Linked DNA regions of Mus musculus: all the other regions are linked to region 1. The links are chromatin loops, found by intact Hi-C in ENCODE. Cell type or tissue: left cerebral cortex. All regions are shown on one strand. Each heading gives the region's core, and the rest is flanking DNA. Links, peaks and the distances in the headings are about the cores only.

Region 1 (10,660 bases), core at 2,419-7,418:
AGAGAAGGATATTTAAGACTCATGCGTAATTTTGAGAGAACATCGTGTGTCTGTATACATGAGCATTCAAGAGTGCCCGCTGAAACCAGAGCTTAGATCTTGAGTCAAAAAAGAAAACAAAGAACAAAACACCTTTACTGTTTCCAGATTTCCAGAACCTCAAAGCATCTCTGTATATGTGATAAATTAAGCTTTTTTTTGTTGTTGTTTTCTTTTGGTTTTTTGGTTTTTGGTTTTTGGTTATTTTTCTGTTTGTTTGTTTTGTTTTTCGAGACAGGGTTTCTCTGTGTGGCCCTGGCTGTCCTGGAACTCACTTTGTAGACCAGGCTGGCCTCGAACTCAGAAATCCACCTGCCTCTGCCTCCCTAATGCTGGGATTAAAGGCATGCACCACCACACCCAGGTTAAATTAAGCATCTTACAGCAAGATTTTCCTTAATGGGGTTGGACAGAAGGCTCAGCGGTTAAGAGCACTGACTACTCTTCCAGAGGTCCTGAGTTCAATTCCCAGCAACCACATGGTGGCTCACAACCATCTGTAATGGGATCTGGTGCCCTTCTCTGGAGTGTCTGAAGACAGCAACAGTATACACACACATATAAAATAAATAAATCTTTTTTAAAAAGATTGTCCTGAATTAATCTGGTGTCCCTCAATCCAGAGAGATGTCATTATGAACCAGAGGCAGAAGTTTTAGACTGACAGAAGAAACCACAGACCAGAAGGCATCCAAACCAGACGTTAAAAAATGAGAGTGATGTAGTCACAGCCCAGTGATGGTGTCCCAGTGACCAGAAGCCAGGGCAGGAAATGAACAAAATACTTCCTGGACAGGAGAGAAAATAAATGGAATACTTCCTTGAGCTTATAGAGGGAGCAACTTTGGTACCTTGATTTCAGACTTTGAACCTCCCGACAGTCAGAAGGCATTTCTTACATTTCTGTTGTTTTAAGCCTCTCAGTCTCTGATAGAATTTTTTAACAGAAGGCTGAGAGAGCCATCAGTGAAGGAAAGAGAAAAGCTAAGAGTGGAGAGGTCAGGCCTCTCCCTGAGGTGGGCTAGGAACGTGGGGCTTTTAAGAAACCCAAGTGCATCCTTTCTTGTTAGTTTGAACTCACTAGCTTTCTCTCCTACACCCGAGAAGATTTGAATGTCAAAGCAACACAGGCCCCAAGAGCATAAACATCAGCTCATGTGTTCTGTGAGAACAGCCTGGAAGCCAATATTCATCTGGGTGAAGAGTCCCATCATTTTTTTTCTCTTCATTTAAAAACTAATTTAAAAAGAAAAAAGAAAAAGAAAGAAGCAAACCGTGGATTCTAACTAGTGCTCCGCTTTCCTATGACATCATCCCACTTCTAGCTTTTCAGCACAACATCAGCAATGAAAACTGGCTTCCTATCAGTGTCCCTGGCCAATTTCCAGCCTTCGGGGAAATGGTGCACAAAATAATAGCTTTGTTGACATGAAAAGAGAGAGAGGGAGGAGAGCAGAACGTTCGGAACATGAAGTTAACAAGGTGAGGCTCCGCGTCCTGCCGGAAACAATGGCCAATTTACATTCCTGGTTCCTGGGGCAGAGACTGCCCAGCCAGTTTGCAGTTCTGAGTGATGTCTAAGATGCACACAGCACTCCACAGTTCATAAAGTGCTTCCCCACCATCCTTTCTGTTGCTGCGATGAAACACACAACCAGCTTGGAAGGAGAAAGGACTTATTCAGCTTACAGGTTACACCCATCGTCCAAAGAAGCAGGAACACTACTTTCTGGTGTGGTCGCCCATGGCTGGCTCAACCTACTTTAGTAAGCTACCCAGGACCACCTGCCCATGGGGTGGCACCGCCCACAGAGGGCTGGCCCCTCCCACATCCGTCTTTAATCAAGGAAATGCCGCACAGACTTGTCCCCAGGCCCATCTGATGAAGGTAACTCTTCACTTGAGGTGCACTCTTCCCAGGTGACTGTCATTTGTGGCAAGTGGAGAGAAAAAAAAAAAAAAAAAAAAAAAACGAACCTGCGCTACCATCTACTTTCTCGTACACTGACTTCTTCCTCCGCCCCCTTACTATAGATTAGGGCAGCACAGTAGCTCACTCATTATAGGCGAGAAAGCAGGCTCTGTAGAGCTGAGAGATTCTTCTAGGAGAAACAGCTAGTGACTGTAAAACAAGACCCCATTGCCTTACAAAGCAGGGTGAAGTTGAGCCTTGCTTCCTTTGCCCTCCAAAAGTCAGACATGAGGGCTTTGCACCCACTGGATTCTCTCTTGTGTCCCTAAACAGAGGCTTGGATAGAGTTATCTTTTAATTCTGTGGTTTGAATATGAAATGTCCCCCATGGGCTCTTGGGTTAAAGCCTAGGTTCCCAGCTGGTGCCATGCTGGAAGGTTCTGGAAACCTCAGCCCAGGAGCTGCAGCAAGGAATTAGCAGGTGCTTCAGTCTGAATGAGAAATGTCCTCCAGGGGCACATGTGTTGGAACACTTGGTCTCCAGTGGGTTCAGTGTTTGGGGGAGGTTATGGAACCCTAAGGAAGTACAGCCTTGCTGGAGGAAGCCCGTTCCTGGGGGGGAGGGCTTTGAGGGTTCATAGCTTTGCCCGTTTCCTGCTTGCTCTCTCTGCTTTCTGTATGCAGCTAATATGTGATCTCTTGGCTTCCTGCTCCAGCTGCCTGCCGCCATGCCTCCCCAGGCATTATGGACATCTTAACCCTCCAGAGCCATAAGCCAAAGTATACATTTTTTTTCCTTAAGTGTTTTTGGGTCGTGGTATTTTACCACAGCAACAACAGAATTTTTTTTAAAAAAGTAATGAATACAGGAGAATTCCCCAATATGAAAAATGGGTCTTCTGATTTGCCATCCCCAGCTAGGATTCTGAGACTGAGTTGTGTCCACTCCTATCATCCAGACTCCAGATTCCCCAAATTGTCATAGTTTAAGAAATGGTCTCCTATGTATTGGAAATACTGCCATGTCAAGCTCAATTGGGAAAGGGCAGGCTGGATTAAATGGTACCCTAGAAAGAGCAAGAAGGCTTGCCACAGGAAACCCAGTGCAACTTTAGACAGCACTGAAACTGTTAAATGTATCCTACCAGATGTAGTTGCAACTTTAGATTCACTCTTTAGGAGAGCATACAAAGTAACAGGTTTCATCATGGCATCTTCCCCCATGTGGGCCCCCAACTTCTGCTTTCTTAGTTCATCCACTTCTTCACCCTCTCTGTTGTAACAGAGATTTTTCAATCGACCCATGCTTGATCCTTTTCTCCGAAGCCCAGAGCTTTTCAGTGCAGCCACAGATCTGACCTGGGTCATGTCACTGAAGAGACATCAGAGACATTGATGTGGGATGAGGAGGGGGCAGCCGGTTGCTTCAGATCCACGGAGATCCACTTGTGATAAACGAAGGTTTGGTACCATCTCTAATGATGTCCCAACTTCAAGCACAAGGCCACCTGAGTGGGACAGGAGAGATGCAGAGTCTCCTTTAGAACAAAGACCTGCAAAGGAGGCTGCCAGCCTCATCCTCCCGGTGAATTCAGCCAGACGTTGCTGGAAGTGAGAGCAAAGGGATTCATACTAGCTACCTGCCCACAGCTGGAGGTCCATGGCCGTGGTGTAGATGACTTCCTTTTCGTCTCCGGGCAATAAAACTCCTTTTTGTAAAATGTCTTTTTTTTTCCCCCTAAATGGTAAAGTTTGATTTGGGTTGTTAATTTTCCACTTAAAAATCCCTGGCTGGACACTTTTTTAAGAAACGTGGGTGGAATGTGAAGAATAAAGACCAGAAACACACTAAAAAGAAACACTTTTTTTAAGAGGGGGAGGGGCTCATTAGCGCTCCAGAAAAGATATAGCAAAGAAGTAATGAAATCTAAGCTTCTTTTCAGTTGTCTAACAAGAGAACTTCTGGGAGGGTGTGGTCATGGGTAGAAAATGAGTTGTAACTATCAAATGTCAAAATCTAAAGGCTCCCCAGATTTGACAATGACTTTTACTGAACAGCTCCCGTGTTGCTCTCTGTGGGGCCCAACAGACTAAACCTCTGAAAGCAAATATGTGATTCTCTCTCCCCTCCGTCCCCACTCTTTGAGTCTGAGTCTCTCTCTGTGTGTGTGTGTGTGTGTGTGTGTGTGTGTGTGTGTGTGTGTGTAAGAGAGAGAGAGAGAGAGACTTGCAAGGTTGTCCTCATGTGGGACAAGAGGACAACCTCAGATGCTCAGGCATAATTTCTCAGGCACCTCACACCTTCTAAGAGGTGAGATTTTCCCTGACCTGTGTAGCTACTCACTGTAAAGCTAAGGCTGGGAGCTGCTGGGAGCCATGTCTCCACCTCTTTGGGGCTAGGAGCACAGGTACACACCACCAGGCTTGACAGTTTTTTGTGGCTTTTAGGTACCAAACTCCGGGTCCTTATGCTTGCCAGAAAGATCCCGCAGCCCTCGAAAACCAAATGCTTAAGGGACAAAACCCTGCATCACAGGTGGGGACTGCTCAAGTAAGCATTTCATACAAATACAAAACTCATTTTCTTTTCTTTAAGAATGGCAATGGGGAACGTGTCAATGCTCTTTGCTTTCTGTCTCTTTGCTCGGAGCATGGTCATTAGAGGAAATAGTATTCACCTGGGAAGAGGTAAATAAAAGTTCAAAGGATATGACCAGAGACAGCACTCAGCTCCCCACGTCGGTGCCGTCCAGTGTTTAAATAATGGGAAGCTCGAGAAGCTAAAGGAAGAACCATCAATGGAAGAAAGGAAAGAGAGAGAATAGAAATAAATTTGGGGCTGAGCAACAGTTCAATTTGTTTCAATTTATGGTGAATGAGCGCCCTCCACTGGTCCTAGAGAGGAAGTTCAGGAACTTCACTTACCCAAACTTCAGACTCCTTGATGGATGAACTAGTGCATTCAAAAAGAACTGTATTCAACTTTAATCTGGCCTCGTGCACCAAAATAAACCCCACAAACCAGCAAAACCCACCCAGACGCAGTGTTCTGAGGGCGAGCACTTCCAGCAAGATAAGAAACGAGAATTGGATAGGATCTTGCTCACATCCAATCTACTCTCCCCTGGTTAAAGAAAGACAGGCTAGCTCAAAGTTAGTGTCTCCGAGTGGAACAACTTTCTCCAAACAGCCATCAAAAGCCAAGAGTACACCTAGTCTTCCAAAGCAACAGGAGGTGGCAAGGTATGGGAGGGGCTGGGGCTCAATCCTGCTCCACGCGGGCCAGATACGTGGATGCTACCGGTGGATACAAATCGTTTGGGGAACTCCGTCTGTCTGAGATGTGTCCACCTCGTCACCATTATGCACAGCGCAGTGATGAACAGTAAGGAGTAGGTGCTCCTTAGTGTCCTGCTTCGGGTTCCTGTGGATAAATCCAGGAGTGGGATTCATGGCTCAGGTGGAAATTCTAATAATTTCAAGTTTTTCATATAACACCACGTGACATAAGGATATTTCCACGCCAGTCTCTGTTACACACTGAGTGTATTCTGCCCGTGATCTCCTACTCTCCACTTTCTCTCCGTCTTGTGACCTCTGTGTCCCCCTAGACAGCATCGCTCCTTTTTCCTTGTTATACGTACATGCCTGGTTTGATGGACCTATGTAAAAATCTAGGAAACACAATTGAGAGAAAACACGCCACATTTGTCTTTCTGAAACTGACTTGGGTTGTTTGTTTGTTTTGTTTTTGCTTTTACTGTTTTTTGGTTGTCCTTTTTTTTAAATGTGAAATTTCCAGTTTCATCCGTTTTCTGTCAAATGTTATCATTTCCATCTTGTTTACGGCTGAAATTTTTCCAGTGTGTACATAAACCCCATTTTCTTTAAGAATCTTGGCACTGTTTTTAACAGTAACTATCTTTCTCCATTCCCACCAACAGTGCATAAGTGCCCTCGTCCCTCCACACCCTCAGCAGCAGCCCTTGTTTTCTGCTTTGGTACTGGCCATGGTAATGGGCAGGAGGCAATACTTCACTGTGGACTTAGTTTGCCTTTCTTGACGATGAGGACTCTGAGCTTCTGGCCATGTGTTTTGAGTCACTTGGATATCTTCTCTGAAGACTACATCAAAGCCCTCCGCCATTTCCCTACTGGATGCTTGTTATTGATGAATGCAGTAACAAAGTCCTTCAAGATAGATGTTTTGAGATAATATAGTCACATCATCTCCCCCTTCGCTTTCTTCTCTCCGGTCCCTCCCACAATCCCTTCAAATTCATGGCTTTTTTTTTCACATTAATTGTTGTTACGTGTGTGTGTGTGTGTGTGTGTATGTGTGTGTCTCTAAATACATAAACACAACTGTTTAGCCTGTATAATGCTACTCGGTTGAGCATTTTCTTTTTTTTTTTTTTTTTTTAAAGATTTATTTATTTATTATATGTAAGTACACTGTAGCTGTCTTCAAACACTCCAGAAGAGGGTGCCAGATCTCATTACGGATGGTTGTGAGCCATCATGTGGTTGCCGGGAATTGAACTCAGGACCTTCTGAAGAGCAGTCAGTGCTCTCAACCGCTGAGCCATCTCTCCAGCCCTCGGTTGAGCATTTTCAAGGCTGACAATTTGATATTGGATGACCAATGCTCTGCTCTCCCCTGAGAAAGCCTGTTCTCCCACTCTCGGCATTCCGTATGTGTCCTTCTTCCCAAAGACAGCCCTCACCCTTTATCAAAGAAACTTCTCTTTGCAACAGACAGAGAGTCCATTACAGACACGTACAACCAATCAAAATGCGGAGCTGTGGAGCCCAGTCCCAACGGAGAAGTCTCAGTACAGCTCCTGTACCTAAGGCTCCTGCGTCTTTTGGAAGAGAGAAAGGGAACGTGATGGTTTGTATATGCTCAGCCCAGGCACTATTAGAAGGTGTGACCTTGTTGGCATAGTCACTGTGTCACCGTGAGTATGGGCCTTAAGACCCCAGTCCTAGCTGCCTGCAAGTTAGTATTCTGCTAGCAGCCTTCATATGATGATGTAGAGCTCTCAGCTCCTCCTGCACCATGCCTGCCTGGATGCTGCCGTGCTCCCACCTTGGTGGTAATGGACTGAACTTCTAAACCTGTAAGCCACCAAGAGTTGCCTTGGTCAGGGTGTCTGTTCATAGCAGTAAAACCCCTAACGAAGACAGGAAAGATAGTAATCTAGTAATTTCAGAAGCTATATCCATAAATTCTCACCAACATGGCTGTCTGAATGTGAGCTGAACAAAGATGACGCCAATAGAATGTGATGTGGACAGAGAAAATCTCATGAGGCCTCAACCCTTCACAAAGAATTACAGGCAGCTTCCTATTTTCTGAGGGATTAGGGCCCCACTGTGTCACCAAGGCTGGCCTCAAACATGATGCTTCATCCTTAGCCACCTGGAACACCCTGCCTGGTGGCAATGATCCTCGCACCCTGGATATAAGCTGCTTGTGTCCATCTCAGCATCACAGAGTAAACCAAGTCAGGCAGAGAAAAATGGGGGTTGGGGGTGGATATGGAGTCAGCTATTGCAGCCAAATCTACTTCACCTACGGCAAATTCTTAAATTCTACCTTCTTTAACTCTTTGCTATTCTGTGACCAAAAGCCGCTGAATTCTGGCAATTTAACTGCTGTGGATAGCAGCAGGGGATTAAGAAAAAAAGGCTTAGTTGTCTAAGCTCTTTTCTATGTTGCCCAAGGGCCCCTCACCAGCCAGGTGACAGGTTTGGAGTTCATTAACTCTTCGTGAGCCAGAGAAAAGAAAAGGAAGAGGAAGAGAAAGTCAAGTACATACATAGATACACACAGACACACAGACGCACAGACACACAGACACACAGACACACAGACACATACTTTGGCCAGATCTGACTACCTAGACCTCAAGTTTTCATGCATATTTACACATAAACCATGTACCAACATGCACATGTATGTACATACTATAGACAGGCAGACAGACACATATATACATTTGGTGGATGGGGCTCATCCCCAAATGCCACCTTATTCCTTCTCTCTCTTAATATATACCTTCTAGACAAAAGTTTTTTATAAAATTACCTCATAGATAAAATGTTATACAAAGAGGGACTCACAAGAGCAGTGTCTCATTCACTTCATAGGCTCAGTATAAGTTCAAAGCAACGGCTTCACAAGGCCTTGCATTATTATAGTGCACACCTGGGACCTGACCTAGAGTGAATGTTTTTCCTTGATCACAAACCTGTCCAAGCCAGTTTCTCTGAAATGAAAGCTCACTGTCTTCCTTACTATGCAGCCTTTGCTTGCTATTCTATGAAGAGGGGGCTCATTCTATTCTCCATTCTTTATTACATCTTTCTGGCCAAACAACTAAAACCACCTCCTTAAACATTCTTCCTAAAAATCATGTGTGTTCCATAAAGTCATTAATTCACCTAAACAGCATTAATTCATGAAAGTTCATCTTCATGTTGACCTGCAGGAAATTCGCCCAGTAGGGTGGGCTGACACCCAGGAATCATTAAAGCTATGTGATGTGACAGGAAACGCCTATCAGTGGTGAGAAGCAATCCTGGGATAAAGTCTCCAGGGCTGTGTCTCTCCAGAGTGCACCCATCCCTGTCATGCAAAATGGTGGGTCATCTCCAGGAAACTCACTTGCTTGCCATAGTCTGTCCTAGATGGCTTCTGTCAGTCAACCCCTCATCAGACGCAGGACTTGGAGACATTTACTCCCGTCTGTAGGCTGGCTTTGACCTGCCCTGCCTTAGTGCCTTTTCTGTTACTGTGACAAGGCACAGAGGGTTAGAGTTCATGACCACTGAGGGAAGAAGCCTGGCAGCAGGCAGACAGGGAAGGTACTGGAGTAGCTGAGAGCTCACATCTTGATCCACAAAGCAGAGAGAGGGGAGGGCGTAACTAGAAATACCTTGGGCTTTTGAAACCTCAAAGCCCACCCCCAGTAACATAACTCCTCCAACAAGGCTCTGCTTCCTAAGCCTCCCCAGACAGTTCTACCAGTGGGGACCAAGCTTTCAAATGTCTAAGCCGAGTGGGGCCACTCTCATTCAAATCATGACCTGCCTTATGTTTCCTTTGATTCAAACTTTTCAAGTTTGATGCCATAACATTTATCTATTTGGGGATTTGCTGTCTATGCTTTGTACATCACCTGAAAACTCAACTAGAGACTTATTCATATTTTTTTCTAAGTCCTATGAAGGACTCATATTTAAGTCATTGTCACGTTTTGAGATAGTTCTGTATATGATGGCAGAGAGGAGCCTAATTGCTTTTGTTTATATGGGAAACTCTCTTGTCCCAGGGTCAAAACACTGTTCTTCCTCTCCGGGATGAACTTGACAATCTCTTCTACAGTCAGCTGGCCAGAGGTTTACGCCTAGAATCATTTGTTTCTATTGCACTGGTCTATATGCCGATCTGTGTGGCCATGCCACACTGTTTTGATGGCGGTAGCTTTGTAGTATGTTTTAAAATCAGGACTCATGCATTCTCTGACTTTGTTCTAGCTTGTGAGCATTCTGTTGACTGTCTGGGAGCCCCTGAAGCTCTACAGGGCTTTTGTTTTTTGTTTTTTTTTTCTTTGTGTGGCTAGCTTTATGTCAAATTGACACAAGATAGAGTCATCTGAGAGTAGGGGGAAATGCCACCATAAAATCCAGCTGTGGGGTATTTATTTAATTAGTGATTGACAGGGGTGGGCCCAGCCCATTGTGGGTGGTGCTATTCCTGATCCAGGGTTCTATAAGAAAGCAGGCTGAGCAAGCCAGTAAGCAGCATCCCTTCATGGCCTCTGCATCAGCTCCTGCCTCCAGGTTCCTGTTGTTTTGAGTCCCTGCCCTCACTTTCTTCTCCCTTCGATAGTGGACTATAACCTGGACGTATAAGCCAGATAAACCCTTTCCTCCCCAAACCACCTTGATTATGGTGTTTTATTACACAGGTAATAATATCACTTCTTGGCCTTTTGGCTAAGATCAAGTGTATTACACAGGTATTAATCCTACCTGAGACACTCTTCCATCTATTTTTCCCCTGTTTGGTCATTGTACTGGCTCGCTTTATGTCAGCCTGACACAAGCTAGAGTCTGTGAGGCAGTAGACCATGCTACTCCACTTGGTAAAGCTGAGTAGGTTCAGAAGCCTTGGCACCTCATACCAGAGGACAGTAGTTGCCTTACCTGCTCCCGCTGAGGCCCCTGTCACATGACCACGGCTTCCCATGGAGAGGAGCATCAGTCACATAGGGCCGGCAACCCAAGCCCCTCCACATGCAGATGAGTCAGCCCTGACATCTCAGACCAAGCCAATAGAAAGCATCTGCTGTCAGACCCCAACCCATCCCAAAATGTATCTAAGACCCTACCCAGAAGGAAGAAAGACGTGAGAATGACTCCATCTCAGATCATCTGAGAGCTTCTGTCATACAAGAGCTGTAGCACTTCCTGGGGAAGAGAGTTCTCTCCTGCCGGGTGGCTCCTAGCTTCTGTACCTCGCCTGCTCACCATCTTGGCAGTCAGAGCGGTGGTCACCATTCTGCTCCCTGCTCAAGTGCCAGCCAGTCAGCTGCTGTAGCAGTGTCTTGCAGCTCTAGAGTAGCCGCAGAAGATCTGACTCCCCTCTCCCCCTCAAAGACTGTAACTCCTTGAACACTCCAGTAAGGCCAGAGCCCC
Region 2 (5,000 bases), core at 1-5,000, 1.6 Mb before region 1:
TCTGCAAGCAGATGCCAGTTGGGCATAGTTTCTTGCTTAAAGATTGAAGCTTGTGTCCACTTTTCCCTGTTAGCTCTGGTATCATCTGGATTTCTTGGAAGACAGGGTGCTAGATATGTCTACACAAATTCAGCATCAACCACTGATAGTTGCTATCAGGGAATGGAAGGGTCTTTCAGAGGCGATGAAGAGCAAGATAGAGAAGACAGATGGCACCATGCTCACTTGCTCTGAACCAGAGTTTGTGGGAAAGAACAACCATCAAAGAAGCCTAAGCACGTCAGGTGATAGGGATTCATATACAGGTTCAGAGAGGTCAGGAAAATGGAAAAGGTACTTGAGAATGGTAATTTTGAAAAATCCAGGAAAATAAAAATGAAGATGTGCCATTACTTGATATGATTACATCATAATTTCATAGTCCTTTCAAAGCATGTACCATCTCTATGTGTTATAGACACAGGACGAACGCTTGCAAAATAACTTCCCAACCATACACCAAATCAGAACTGATCACAGTGATTTGTGTTTGCTGATTAAAATAAGATAATTTATACATTGGTTCTACAGTAATTCATACACCTGCTGCATAAACACACCCTCTCCTGAACACCAGGCATTATTGAAAGACTGGCAATCCAGAGGTCTGAGATGAAGTAACATACAGCTAGATGGGGTCAGATGACATACTTCCCATTAACAAGACATTAGATTCTATCATCTAAGACAAAACCAGAAATCCCTGGAAAGGTTTAAATTAACCCTAGGGATTGTATGCATGCAATCTTGTTGCTTCTTCAGAAATGTGATACAAGTACTGTATCGATGATGGGCAAAGATAGTATTGAAGTAGAAAAGTCAATTAGGATGCAGTCTTATAGATCCTGGCAAGTAAAGATGATGGCATGAAAGAGGGTGTCAGATGTGAGCAAACGGGTAAATGGTAGAGCTGAGACTCCCACAGCAGGCACCAAATTTACTGCAAATCCCTTCTCCATGTCATTAGATCACACTGTTGAGCCCAGGGATCCATCACGACCTGGCAACAATTCAAAACTCTCTGCTGCATTTGTATGCAGATCCCCAAGAAATGTTTTTCTACAATGAATAAAATTGACAAACTTGATATTTGTATAAGGATTTGTTATCAAATCTGTACAGGAAACAGCAATGAATTAAAAAAACAGGAACAACTTAAACCCAAGTAGACATTAATGACACTTTCTGGTAGATGTTGACTATTTTCAGAGGTGTTTTCACACCAACAATAAACTATATTTGATCACTTCAAAAGAGTAAATTTTACAGTAAGAACCTAAATCAAGTAACAGATATACATCTTTAAACAATATTCACTTATAAACAAAGGACTAAATAATTACGTGGCAAAAATGTATTACAACTTACCTCCTCCAGATCTAACATGACCACTTGTAAATTAAAATTTGCATTATTGGGTCAAGACTTTACCCAGCCTGAACTTGCTGTGAATAGCCTCCAGCTCTGATACCAGCTCTAAATATTCTCCAAAGGCCTCTGTATAAGAGCTCTGGACCTAAGGAAGATGCAACTGAGAGGAAGTAGACCCTTAAAGACAGTAACCGCTCAATCAGGGGGTCATGACCCCTTTGGCCAAACTTTGTCTTTGAAAATATTTACATTGAGATTCATAAAAAGAACAAAATTACAGTCATGAAGTATCAATATAAATAATTTTATGGTGGGGATCACCTCAGCCTGAGGAACTGTATTAAAGGGTCACAGCATTAGGGAGGTTGAAAACCACTTTAAGTGGTGAGTCTTATTGGAGAGTCTTTGGGTCATGGTAAACGTTAAGCTGTTCTCCAAAGGGACTTGTGGGAAAGTAGCTCTCCACTTCTTAGCCCTAGGGATCATAATCTGAGAGGCTATTTTTCCACCATGCATTTATATCATGATGTTTTGCCTAGCCACATAGCCGAAGAGTCTAAATCAATTTGTAGACGAGAACCTTAAAAACTGTAAGCCAAAGGACACCTTTTCTTTTTATAAATTTATATCTTAGGCATTTTGGTACAGCTAGGGAAAACTAGCCAGTAGAAATTCCAATCTGAAACCACTTAATGTCCCTTGGCCTCTAGTGATATGTGACGATAATATATACATTTCTTTCCATTTTCAGAGGAAATAAGGGTGACAATGAGGTCACAGGTTTTCCTAAGTCCTTCTTCCCTTTCCTCTCAGTACAAGGTGATATTACCTCAAATTATGTCATTTGGATATATCTAGTCTTATTTTCTCTCTACCACAGCTCTGTATTATCACGTTCCACGCCGGGCTTCCCATGTGCCACCAGAACCTTTTGACTGTACATCAGCTAGCTACTGTTAGTATTGTTCCTGTAGGCAGTGACTTCCAGAAAGCACGTTCGTTCCTCTCACTGCTAGGATAATCCCCATGGTACCTGGTGTGCAGCATTCTAGAGTATCCAGGGAGTCTAGATCATGGCTTTTCTGCTTATTTGAAGGACCTTGGAGGGATAATTTCTGGGGCTCTCATGCTACAAGAAAGAAGCAAGGAGTTCACAGACAACAAAACACAGAAGATCATACAGACGGCTGGGCTCACAGGTCGACAGTCTAGCTTTTTGTTGGTGCAAAAATCTCATTCTATTTGAGGAAAACTTACTTGCTCTGTAGGTTGGCAATATCAAAACAGATATCGCTAAGGTTCAAACACAGGACTTCTTGGCATGTTTTCCTATAGGATCAAAAGATCCTTAGGCCCAGCTCTGTTAATTCCCAAGGTTTTCAGTGGGGTGATACAAAATAAATACAAAATAAATTCTAAGATGATTCGAGGATCATTAGCTGGGCAAATGCAGTTCTCAGTCCCCTTCCAGCATCCAAGAAAGGAGAGTTAGAGAAGACGATGTTATGAAAGCTCTTGAACGTAGGGGGCGCTCCTGCTCTTGGGGCTAGAGAAAGTGAGTTTAACTCTATGAAGCGGGAGCCCCAGTTTTTCTGCCGATTCTCCTGCAATCTATGAATCATTCCTCCAATATATGGGGTGCTTTTCCAGCACGCAGTGCAATCTTTCATGAGACAGATCAGACTTTTAATTCTGCGGCTGCTTATTCCAGCTAGCAGAGCTCAGTCAGGCATGTTGACTTCAGAGTAGCTTTGCAATAAGAATACCTAACCTGCTAGGCTGCTGGGCGACTTAAACCAGTGAACACTTACCACAGTTTTAGCACTCGTTAGGGTACACGGCGGTTTGTTAATAAGCAGCAAGCATTAGTAATTACATATGACCGGTCATTCATAGAGGAAGAGCAAGGCACACATCAATAATTTAAAAAATAAGAGAACTCATAAGATGTCTCATGGAGACATGCTGTTCGTAAAGAGTAAGAAAGCAAGACTACTACCATTCTTGTGGACCAGGATGTTAAGAAAATAATGCATCTGAATGAGATGCTTTGGCATCTACAAGACCCCACCGGGAATCTGAAGAAAAGATGAGGCTGTTTAAGTCCTTTGACAGCAGAAAATGTCCCAGCTGCAGCTTTAGAGCTTTGGGCAGAGTTGCAGGCAGCTGCTGTCACTGCCAACAAACAGAGGAAGCAACTGCACAGTTAGATCTCTCTTGCTGATATTTTGGCCCCAGGCTAAGTAAAACGGGACTAACACCCCCACCTGCAGGAAATGGAGCGAAAGAGACGAGGATTCTGCTCAAAGAGCACACATCTGCTTCTCTACCAGGTCTGCTCTCATCCTTGATCTGTGAGGCCTTCACCAGAGGTCCTCTCCAAAGCGACTCAAACCATAAGAGGCAAGTTAGATATACAAATGGGTCAAAGGTGTTATTTAGGATTCTCAGAGGGTGGGTACCATTTATGGCTTTGCAATGCTAGTATTTCTTGACAAATTCTCTCATAATTTGATCATTTCCATGCAAAGTTTGTAGTTGAGACATGAGTGATATTTCATAGGGAAGAAAGTAATTAACACATCTCATATATTTATATACTATAAAGTCCAGATAAAAGTGTCCCAAGGAAATTTATGCCTGGTGTTATTCAATATGGTTGCTAGAAGCATCATGTAGATCTTGAGTATATTCAAGCCCAGTTAGAATCTAGACTGAGTTTTTATAAGTAGGGAAGATAAATTTTGGACGTTTATAACACAAATACAAAAAAAAAAACCTTACTAAAACTTAACATTATCACAGGTTGTAAACACTAACAGTTTTTAAAAAGGAATTTAAAAATATAACACTTCTTACATTGCTATCTTATTCTTACAAGACGAAGAGCAGAAGACTTTAAATCACATGGGCAAATCGCTTTCGTGGCATAGTTCTTGGGATTCTGTGGGTAGACTACTCATTTCAGCAAACAGAAGTGGTTCTATTTTCACCTTTCTGAGCTTGATTACTTTTGTTTATTTTGTTTTGGTATTATTTATTCATGATTTGTTGTGTTAAGATTTTCCTACCACTTGTGGAACAGCCGTGATGCCAGAGAACATCTTTTTCTTGCTCTCAAACTTAGGGAAAAAGCATTAAGATTTCCATGCTTAAGTCAAGCTATCTGTGTTATTCCCATGATTAAGTAAAGCTGTCTGTGTTTCTTTCCATCAGATTAAGATTATTGAAGACCCAGCTATACCACTACTAGGCATACACCCAAAAGATGCTCCAACATATAACAAAGACACATGCTCCACTATGTTTGTAGCAGCCTTATTTATAATAGCCAGAAGCTGGAAAAAAATTAGATGTCCCTCAACAGAGGAATGAATACAGGAAATGAGGTACATTGACACAATGGAGTACTACTCAGCTATTAAAAACAACTACGCCATGAAATTCGCAGGCAAATGGATGGGACTAAAAAAATATCATTCTGAGTGAGGTGACTCAGGCCCCCTTGGTCTAGCAAACTTTATATGCCCCGGTTCAGGGGAACGCCAGGGCCAAGAAGTGGGAGTGAGTGGGTAGGGGAGCAGGGCCTG
Region 3 (10,660 bases), core at 2,533-7,532, 1.9 Mb before region 1:
AGGGCTCACTGTGCAACCAAGCCAAACCAAGTTCAAGCAACTGAAAACAACAACAACAACAGCAGGAACAGTAACAGCAGCAGCAACAACAATAACAACAACAGCAACAGCAGGGACAATAACTAAAATAACAATAACAGCAGCAGCAACAACAACAATAACAACAACAGCAACAGCAGGGACAATAACTAACAATAACAATAACAGCAGCAGCAACAACAATAACAACAAACAGCAACAGCAGGAACAATAACTGACAACAAAAACAACAGTAGCAGTAACAGCAAAAACAGCAGTAGCAATAACTAGCAATAACAACAGTAACAGCAACAGTAACAACAGCAACAGCAGGAACAATAACTAACAATAACAATAACAACAACAACAGCAGTAACAACAACAACAACAGCAGTGACAATAACTAACAATAACAACAGCAACAACAGCAGCAGCAGCAGCAATAACAGGAACAACAGCAAGAACAATAATTAACAACAAAAACATCAGCAGCAGTAACAACAGCAGCAGAACAATAACTAACAACAACAATAACAGCAAGAACAATAACTAAGAATAATAGCAGCAGCAACAACAACAACAACAACAACATCATCAACAACCCATGCCTCTAAAAAGTTTCCCTTTCTCCTCATTATCTGGGGATTTTGTATTAGTGTGTTCTTAATTCCTGTTATCTGGCACTTGGCCACACCTCCCTCCTTTCTTTCCCACTCTTAAACACCAGCAGGTGTGTGAAGTCACAGAACTGACAACCCTGCATACCCTTTCTGTCAGATGACAGCATCCACACTCAAGGTTATTTAGAAGAGAAGTCCACCTTGTCTTTGCAGCAGGCTCCAGGCAGAATGGAGATGCTGTGAAGAACGGCCAGACTTAGAGCACTGCTCTGGGCCAAGGGTTTCATATGCTTAGGTTTACGCGTGGCAGAGCTTGGAACTATTTCCATGCATAATCCTTGTTTAAATTTTTATGTTTTCCACACATCTCCTCACTGTTCCTTTCCAAAGTATAAATGTAATCCCATCCCACACACAAACAAAAACAAAAAACAAACAAAAAAACCCACTCACCAAACCAGCTATGAGGCAATGCGCTTGCTAATGAATTACATTCAGTCATTCTATGCAATATTCTATAGATTGCATTATATCTGATGAAACCATACAATGTCAATTTAAAAAATACAAAAATAAAATTTTTCTTTGTAAAACCTGTATATGGAGGATGGTGGACCAGAAGGATGCATACACATTGGCTAGGACAACGAGCTGCTCTGACCTCGGTGTGGCGAGGCAGCTGTAACTAATGATGACACACTACAGTTTTGAGCCTATGTAGAGGCTCTTAAGCCCCTTGTATTCTTTGTTGTGCAGTGCTGCTGTTGTGCTGTGGTATTCTAGGTGTCAAGATGGTACTCAACTGTAAGAAGTGGGAGAGGAGGAAAGAGAGCCCTTCACGTGTGTCAAGAGAGTATTCAAGGGGAGAGAAAAATTACTGGAGATCCCTACCCTAGGAGTCAGCTTTCATCAAGGAAGAAACTCCTCTCCTAAGCCACTTCTAGCTGCTGCAGTGCTGTGACTTGACCTGTCTGCGAACGTCACAAGGAGAGACTGAACAAGAAGTGTGTGAACGGAATGAGAGGTTTGTTAATTCCTGCAAGTTGGTCACTGTGGTGGACACCTGCATCAATGAACCATCTTGTGCCCTGTCTATATATAGTCCATCGCTGGCATTTGATGGCAGACTTGACTTCTAATTGACATGCAGATATGATACCCTGGTAGGAGAAACTATATCTTCAAACTGAATTCTGAGCTTCTCCCGCCAATGTGCAGTTGTCAAATCGGGTGCTGAACTTTGCCTCCCCTATCCCCTTCAGGCCAGAGTGTTATAGAGCTTTTAAGCCTGAAAACCACAGACATCTGTGCTAAGCTGTAGTTACATTTTTCTACCAGTCAGGATTCAGGGCTAGGGGCCTTCACTGGGAACATTTCTCTGTGTGGCACATTTATCCTGTTCTCATTGGTTGGTTGATACCGCTGTGGAGGGGAGACTTGCCTAGTATTCCTATGTCTGCCAAGGAGGATGTCAGCTACAGCAGGGGGGTCTTGGGAACTTAAATTTTATTTGACCCCTATTCAAAATGGAAGTTTTATTCAAAATGGCTTCATCTTGGTTCCTTCTTACACAGTATCACACGGTAAGGGCGAGCTTCTGTTCCTAGTGTACCAGTCATGTGAACGCAGGCAAAAGAAGCTGACACAGTAGACATGGCTTCAGTCTTGAGGTGGTTTCACCATTTTCCAATTATCTGATGGTGTGAAGGTTGCACTTTATTTTTACCCACAGTAAACATATGCTAATGATGAGCACAGAGACTTATTGAATAAACAACCTCTTGTGTAGTATCCAATAATGTAATGAGGTAGTCAACATTTTTATGTTCTAAAATAGCCTTTGTGTTAGCGGTCTCAGCCCAAACCTCAGGCTTCTTTGAGTTGCGTGCACATGAGCGGTGATGGTTGATAGCGTAGGTATGTTAAATATGTCTTTGATTTAGGAAGTATTCAACTTGTGATGGATGTTTCAGGACATAGCCATTGTATGTAAGTTGTGAGACGGGTATACGCAACTGCTGTCTACCAATTAAATAAAAGTAAAACAAAACCTTAAATATGAAGTTGTGTCCCATTGAAATGTCAGCTAATTTAAAATCAATCAATCAATCAATCAATCAGTCAGTTGGTCAATCAACCAGTCAGTCAAACAAACAAATGTACCGTGGCCAGTCTAATCAAACTTTAAACTTTAAAAGTTTACAAACTTTAAAAGAGAGCAGAGCTGGAAATATGTAAACAGAAAGGGGATTGCTGGGTGTTGTGACTTGATCAGCTTTCAGTGGACACATGCATCATGCCCTGCAAATACACAGCATGTCTCTGAACTTCCACTGGTTCACAGGAGACCGTGAGCATTACGGATCCACCCTCTCACTTTTGGATGGCGTCCATTCTACTGTAGTGTGACTGCAGTGCTATGGCGCCAGGCTGTGGCTGCTGAGACTGAGCCTGTTGCCACCATCAGAAGTCCTTAGCATTCATTCAGTGAAGACAGAGTAGGAGGAATGGCGATTTCCTGTGGGCTAGGCCACTGCATGCAGAACAGGTAACCCAAGCCCGGGAGATAACACTTAGATGATGTCAACGCTGATCCCTAAAGGCCAGAGGGAAATGATGCTTTATAGGTTTCATGGAGTGAACTGAGAGACAGGGCTGGCTGGTCAGTCAATTTCTGAATGGAAGCAAAAAGCCTTAGGACTGGCTCCTGCCTATCTGTCTTAGGACACAAAATGCCAAGGTGCTATTCTCATGAGCCATCTGTTGCATGGGGTTCTGCTAGCGTCTCGCCCAAGAAGGCTGCACAGAAAGACAAGATCCCAACAGGAAGATCTTTAGGTTAGGGTGTATCCTGGGAGCTGAAGAGAATGTGAGAAACCCAGCTAGGATCAAAAAATACTCACCAAGCATCTTAGTCATGTTGGGGTACTATCACAGACTGTTACAGACTGGGTGGCTTCCACGGCATAAATTTATGTTCTACAACTTCAGGAGGCTGAGAACTCAGAGCCGGGTGTTAGTGAGATTGCCGTTTGGCCCACAGAAGATACCGATTTCCTCTCTGTATCTTCCTATGGCCATCCCTCGCTATATGTGCCAGGAGGGTCATGGTGTTGGTGTCTTTGTATAAGGTCAGGGACCACAACCCATCTTCATGGTCATAGCCAACAGTGATGATCTCCCAAAGGTCCATCTCTAAATAACATTGTATCAAGGGTTAGGATTTCCACCTAGGAATTCTGAGGGGCAAAACTTCAGTCCATAGCACCCAGACTGAGAAAGCATAGGCAGAGATCTCCACAGGGAGTATGTCCCCAGAATCCACACAGAATCCAGGACAAGAGATTACTGACTCAGATTTCATTCCTTCATTTCCATCCTCGGATCTCAGTCATGGAAGGGTCAGAAGCTGAAGCAAGCGAGATGGAAAGAATTTAAAGTGCCAAGCAGGCATAGAGAGAACGCTTCCTTCTTTCTCAAGCAACCAGCGTCCTGCTTGATCCTGGCCCTGCTAAGCCGGTTCTAACCAGTATATAACAGAATTTGATATACCCAGAGAGGACTGAGATCTTTGACTTTTATCCTAGAGGAGGGACAGAAACAGCCTCACTAAATACATTTTAAAAGACGGTGAGAATGAATGGTAAGATGAAACTGTATAAGATATGCTCATTCAACCTAACCATTATGTCTATTTTTCAGTCTAATCCAATATTAAGGGGAAAATAAAAATTTCCAGAGTGTTGTTTGATGAGTAAATTAACGGGAGATCCCAGGACACAGTCTAGATTTTAGTTTTTACGGCTGCTTTTCTCTGGGCAAGTATTTGGATTTAAAACGTTGGAGGATGCTGTAATGCCTAAAGAGGCCGCTTGGTGGCAGCCGACGACGAGCGCTGAGGAGTACTTGCCTGGAGGCCCAGAGGTTCTGTGTGGGAAGCATTTTTATTCGCCTTCTCAGCGCAGTGCTTATTTCTGTTACGGTGGGAGATCTGTTTTCCCCGACAATGTATGTTTTGCGGCTGAGCCCTTGTTACTTCTGCAAGGCCAACCTTCGTGCTGCTTTCCCAATACTGTAAACCCCAGCCCTCTTTGTGTTAAAGCAGTTAGGAGTCTGGTGGTATGGACTGTGTACTGTCCCTCCGTGGTCCCTCCTTCTGGTCCCTCTTTTCATTCTTTCATTTATTTCCTTCCTCTCACCTCCTGTTTTATCCAAACAATGACATATGGGAGATGAATATCTTGTCGTTACTTTTTCCTGGTTAAGTTTTTCCAGTAATGCAGATTTCCTGAAAATTCTTACACACACCAGGGAAAGAATATGCCTTCTACCCTCGAGTGTTCATAGATCTCATTATTCATGTTTACATATGTCATTAGACTGGCAAGTTCACTCTAGATTCTTATCAGATTGTGTGTTTGATTTTGTTTTTGCATTAGAATGAATGCAAAAGCTTGTTTCATTAAAATCTGCACCAAAATGGGTCCATTTCTTTAAAATTTGCTTTGTGAGGGTCCAATAATATCTAGAACAAATTATGATCTTGTTATGCTATAGTTCTATGTGGTTCGTACATTGTGTGTGTGTGTGTGTGCACATGCTACATTGAACCTATATAGTTAGGAGGACAATTTATGGGAATCGTTTTTTCTTTCCTTCCGCCATATGGGTGCCGGGAATTGAACTGAGGACCTCAGCTACCACCACAAGCATCTCTACCTCTTGTCTCTGTTTCGTTAGAGATGAACATTCGCTATCACATGGGTGGGCAGTGAACTGTGGAAGCAGTGGTGCAGGCATGAGCAGGACATGGCAGTTGTGCGACAACTTGCTTTGTATCCTCAGGCCCAGCAACAGTTAGATTCATTGCGAGTCTTAGTTGTTTCCTTTGGCTGTGAGTCTTGTACACACCGGGCACTGTGCTGACTATCGGAAGCGATGTGATGAGTGCCACCCAATGTGTTCCCTGCGTTTGCGTCGTGTTCAGTCTTGCTGCACAAGCGTGACTTCAAACAAAGCATCCACAACACGCAGAAATGTTCGGGAGCTCTGGTATACCTGCTTTCACGAGTTGTCACCCAGGATGCGGTGGGCTCTATGTGGTTCAGTTGTCGTTGATTCATCCCTGCTCCTGTAAGGGACCTTCAAAAACTCACTGGCTCACCAAGTTGGACTTTCGTGCTCTTGTTGCTTGGATCTGTTGTTGGCTTCCCATCTGGGTGGGTAAATATTAGTTCATGGCTTTTCATGAAAAGTGTCCTGCATCACTAAACCACCGGACGGAAGGTGCGTCTCACGCGGGAGGAGAGTCTCCCTTAATCTTTCTGGCAAGCTCCCGACAGACCCGTCAAGACGAATGTTTCTTAGCTGACTCTAGATCTAAATAACTTGATAATCAAGATTAACCATCACGATCTTGGTCAGCTTGACACCCATGCCTGTCCTTGTGTCATGCTTAATGTCCAAGTAAAGAAAATTAAGGCCATGATTTCACCTTCTATGATGTAAGTGTTCTATGTATAACTGAAAATGCACACCTCTGTGGTGGGAAACACTCAGGAAGAATTGCAAGTTCCCACACTACACCCTGCTACTCTCTGCCCTGGCAGGTTTGCCAGCCAGTTCTGGCGGGCAGTGGCCAGCCTGTTCTTATCCCATGGAGACTCTCTGACTCAGAGCTCCAAAATCTCTCCACCCAGCTCGCTAGGTTCCCATTGATGGGTCGTTACCACACCAGCCCCATACTTCAAAACCCCCACGGCCTTTGTGGTGCACAACTGGCAAACCCACGTTTTCTCTCTGGAACCTAGTTGAGCCTCCACATGAAGGAAAACACCACACAAACTTAGTTCAGAAACAATGGTAACTCAATCTATGGGCGCATCAACTAGAATCCTAATCTTGTAAGCCATATTAAATTTAAATCCTCCAGTGTTGAATCCTGGAAGATCCACCATTGAAACCAGGAGACACCAACAGCTACATCTTTTCCTTATGCTATCCCCATGAAAAGTCCCCTCTCTCCTGCTTCCTCTTGTCCTCTGTCCAACCCGGAAGTCCCGCCTACTTGCCCAGTGATTGGGCCCTTTATTCATTGGGGGAGGGTATGTGAGCCATTCCTCGGCCGGCCCAGACAAGTCCTCCTGGGAAAGTGGAATTAACACCAAAATACAGGCAGCACCAGAGCCATCCACAACACAACTCATCCCTGAAAACAGATGAAACAGCCGCTTGTGGGATGTTTAGACTTTTAATAGTGCGTGGATTAAATATAATAATATATTTAACAACACTCAACTGCTGATATCATCTCAATTGTTAATGTAGTGCAAAACATAGAAGTAAAACACACATACGGATCTCTTCACTGGGTGAGGGAACATAAGTTGAAAACAGATGAAGCCATGACCTCACTTTCTAAATGCAGCATTGGAGAGAGCTTGAAGTCTTGCCCAAGAAGTACAATGTGAGACACAAGACCAAAGACTTTAGAGTACTAGTAAGCCATGCACAGGAAAAGCCCCCAGATGAAGCTTTGCCCTCAGTGAGAGCTTTGCTGATGGCCATTCCCGTTTCTTCTCCATTTTCTCTTTTTCCTATCTCTCCTTTCCCAGTGATTTCTCTGCCCATGCCTCACTCTCGTCTGACCTTGTCTCTTTTTGCAATATTTCCTTTTAGTTCACCTTCTGTGGTTAGGATCCAGTGCTATAGCCTTTAGGTTTTTGTGCTGGTTTTGAGTCAGGAAGCCTAGCAGAGAAGATAGATAGTTGAAGGGGCTCCTCCCTGGAGAATGGGTCAGATCTGGTAGGCAAAGATGATTTCTCCTGAAGCAACCCCTCTGGTGTGTGACAGGCTCCCTTGCCTGCTTCTGCTCTGGGCTGTGATGTAGCTAAGGGTCACTTGCCTCGGAGGCTGATGTCCTGCTATTTGGACCTTGCAGTCATCAGACTGTGAGCCTAACAAACAGCTCCAGTCTCTGCTATCCGTGACCTTTCCAGACAGCTCACAAGGGGTTGACACCTTTTGGTGACAGAATCCACCTGGAGTAGTTGATGAGCTGTTACACGTCGGAGCTATTTTTGTTCTCCGTTTGCTTCATGCGCTCGTGTTTTTAACATTATACAATTCGCAGTGTCACTTCGGGTGATGTGGTTTAACTATCCTTTGCTTCCTCATTTTTTTAAAAAAATAATTTTACGTATAATAATGGGTTTGTTCTGCAAATGAAACAAGTTTAAAGCTTGTAAAGTGAATCATAAGCAATTTGTAAATCTGAGTATTATTGGAACTATTATTATGGGATAGACATGAATTTAGAAAGAGAGACCCACCAGAGAGCTAGAACTTAGGCAGTAGAGGGTATAATTATACTGAAGTTACTCACAGGATGAATCCAGTGTTTCCGAGGGTTTGTGGTACAGTTTGTACTGTATATGGGGTGTCTTTGTGGAACGGTAGGTGAGAAGTAAGTAGTGGGTGTTTATGCTTGGACTGCGAGGTGAAAGAATATTGCAGCCCCTTTGTCTCTCTGAATGGTCCCTCCCTGAGTGACGTGAGGCATGTTTATAAAACTTAATAACAGTAATATCTGATATCAAATGCTGTCACAGCCCTTACTAGGTGGGAACTAGCCATTACTAGCCTGTCACACTTGTTAATCTCTCAAACTCCATATTGGTCTGATACCTGGTATTGTCTGCTTCCACCTCCATCTGAGCCTCAAAAAGACTAAGATTGTGATGTGACACACTGAGTCCCAGTGACCACTAAGCGGTGAAGCTACAGTAGGAGTCTAACAGTCTACCCTTTGGCTACAAATAACTTTAATTTCCATGTCACACGTGCACTTTTAGAATCCCTCCTGATGTCTGTTTCTGCACTGCAATATTACTAAGAAAGCAACTAGGAAAATTTTCGATTCCTCTCCCTTTGAAAAGTGGATGCTAAGCAGTAACACTGCATGGTGGGCAGGGGGCACCCACAAGGACGCTCCTGATCCTGAGTGTCCATAATTTTTTGAGTGAAGAAACTGAGGAATTTGAAGATAGTGATATCCATAGGGATAATATTCGCAGGCATAAACTCAGGCCACCGACTTCCAGTGTCTCTCCAATAGGAGTAGGAGGGATATCTAGTAGAGACAGAGAAATCAGACTTTGACCGTTCACAGTTTCAGATTCCCTCAGTGCAAACTTTTTAAGCACTGGGGACTGCGATGCATTGTGTTGTTATTACTTGAGCATCGTGGCCCTCCAGATTTTTAAAGCTTCACGGAGGTGAGATGTTGGAAGAAAATTAGGTACACTGATGACAGTTTTTACAGAAGGGCGTGGAAGTGTGAAGGTGCTGTGGGGACAAAGAATCCAGGCATGGAGAAGTCTGGTTAGTGTAAAATGAAGGGGCCAACAGTCCAGAGGGTATGAGAAGGGGCAGGAGGGTGTGGCAGCAGGACAGTCAGAAAATACGACTGACTACAGAAGAACCACAGTCCAGTTGAGGAAAAAGGCTGCACTTTGGTTTTCATTGGTTATTTTGTTTATTTACATTTCAAATGTTATCCCCCTTCTTGGTTTCTCCTCTGAAAACATCCCATTCTAACCCCCTTCCCCTTGTCTCCAGGAGGGTGCTCCCCACCCACCCACCTACTCCTGCCCCACCACCCTATCATTCTTGTACACTGGCATCAAACCTTTCCAGGACTCAGGGCTTCCCGACCCATTGATGTCTGACAAGGCTACATGTGCAGCTGAAGCCATGGGTCCCTCCATGTGTATTCTTTGGTTGGTGGTTTAGTCCCTGGCAGTTTTGAAGAAGAAGGGAGCTGAGAGGGCATTTTTACTATACTGTATTAGAGTGCTGAGCTACGATTCCTCTCTCTGAACTTTCTTCTCTCTCTCTCTCTCTCTCTCTCTCTCTCTCTCTCTCTCTCTCTCTCTCTCTGGTTTTTCGAGACAGGGTTTCTCTGTATAGCCCTGGCTGTCAGGGAATTCACTCTGTAGACCAGGCTGGCCTCGAACTCAGAAATCTGCCTGCCTCTGCCTCCCAAGTGCTGGGATCAAAGGCGTGTGCCACCACCACCCGGCTTTCTCCGAACTTTCAAGACTCAGGAGGTATGAGATCATGGCAGACAACCTGAAGCAGAAGCTGTATTGTGCTGCCAAGCAGAAGTACTTGCTAAGTGAAAGGTGAACGCAGGGCGTTAGAGGGTGGCCCACCTCTCCAGTGATGTTTGCTAACTCTGTCTTGGTCTGGACAGCAGCAATATTGTCGTTTTTGGTCATTGCACTGCTCCTTGTGGACTGGGGGCCATACACATGCAACGTTGTTGTTAGGCATACAGTGCTAGGCTTACACCTCACCCTGTAGGAGACAACTTAGACATGTTTCATGGTCAAATACAAGAATGGAAATGATGTCAGAGCTGAGTCGGAGCTGAACATTGCCTTCATGAAGTTTTTCTTTATTTTACCATGTTCTTTTGGCTGCAAGGGTTTATGTTTGACTGTTGTCTCCATGAAACTCATGACTCTGTCTTCCATCCATCAACTTTTTTTTTTTTCCCTTTTTAAGATGGGGCTGCTGTTGAGCAAAGGTGTGTGTGCTCTGGCTTGCCTTCTGAGAGAGGTCTTTGGAGTCAGCTGCTGTAGGACAGGTTAGAGGAGCTTGCTTGATAATGAGACAGCAATCCTAATTAGCTCAACTTGCAGTAGTAATTATCCAAGCCCACAGAGTGGGTTACCTTTGCCCTTATTGGAAGGACCTGGCAGATGGTAGGTTCTGGAAGGGTCCAGAGTGATTGACTTTGGTGTGTCAAGTTTGTTGAAAGTGAAGAGTTACTTTCAGTGTACTATAATAGCTCGTGACCTTCAGGGGTCATGTGGAGAAGTGGTAGGAGAAGGTGGTGCGTCACGTGGTAGGAGAAGGTGGTACGTATGAGGACTTGGTGCCCTCACTCGAGTGATGATTGATGTTCTCCCATTCAAAGTCCCACCTCTTCGTCCTCAGAGGACAGAGTGTTTTTC

What was found. A loop is a pair of places that touch in the nucleus more often than their neighbours do. Peaks named below come from ENCODE experiments on the same cell type or tissue, not always from the same donor. Only the 100,000 strongest peaks of a DNase experiment are listed, where the experiment ranks them.
Region 2: it touches region 1 in a loop (3-fold over the local background); 2 of 42 quality-filtered maps call a loop at or near these places.
Region 3: it touches region 1 in a loop (6-fold over the local background); 10 of 42 quality-filtered maps call a loop at or near these places.

Annotation. Positions count from the first base shown.
Region 1 is chr16:89,760,852-89,771,511 of GRCm38, forward strand. No RefSeq gene overlaps it. Among named protein-coding and RNA genes, the nearest start is that of Gm52239, 28 kb to the right of the region's middle. In left cerebral cortex, for the core only: a CTCF peak has its summit at 4,848 (motif pointing left); DNase peaks (open chromatin) are centred at 4,827 and 5,250.
Region 2 is chr16:88,209,107-88,214,106 of GRCm38, forward strand. All of the region lies in intron 1 of Grik1 (glutamate receptor, ionotropic, kainate 1), which reads right to left. Among named protein-coding and RNA genes, the nearest start is that of Gm41486, 14 kb to the right of the region's middle. In left cerebral cortex, for the core only: a CTCF peak has its summit at 2,947; DNase peaks (open chromatin) are centred at 3,019 and 3,581.
Region 3 is chr16:87,836,604-87,847,263 of GRCm38, forward strand. All of the region lies in intron 6 of 2810407A14Rik (a long non-coding RNA gene), which reads left to right. Among named protein-coding and RNA genes, the nearest start is that of 2810407A14Rik, 13 kb to the left of the region's middle. In left cerebral cortex, for the core only: a CTCF peak has its summit at 4,508 (motif pointing right); a DNase peak (open chromatin) is centred at 4,522.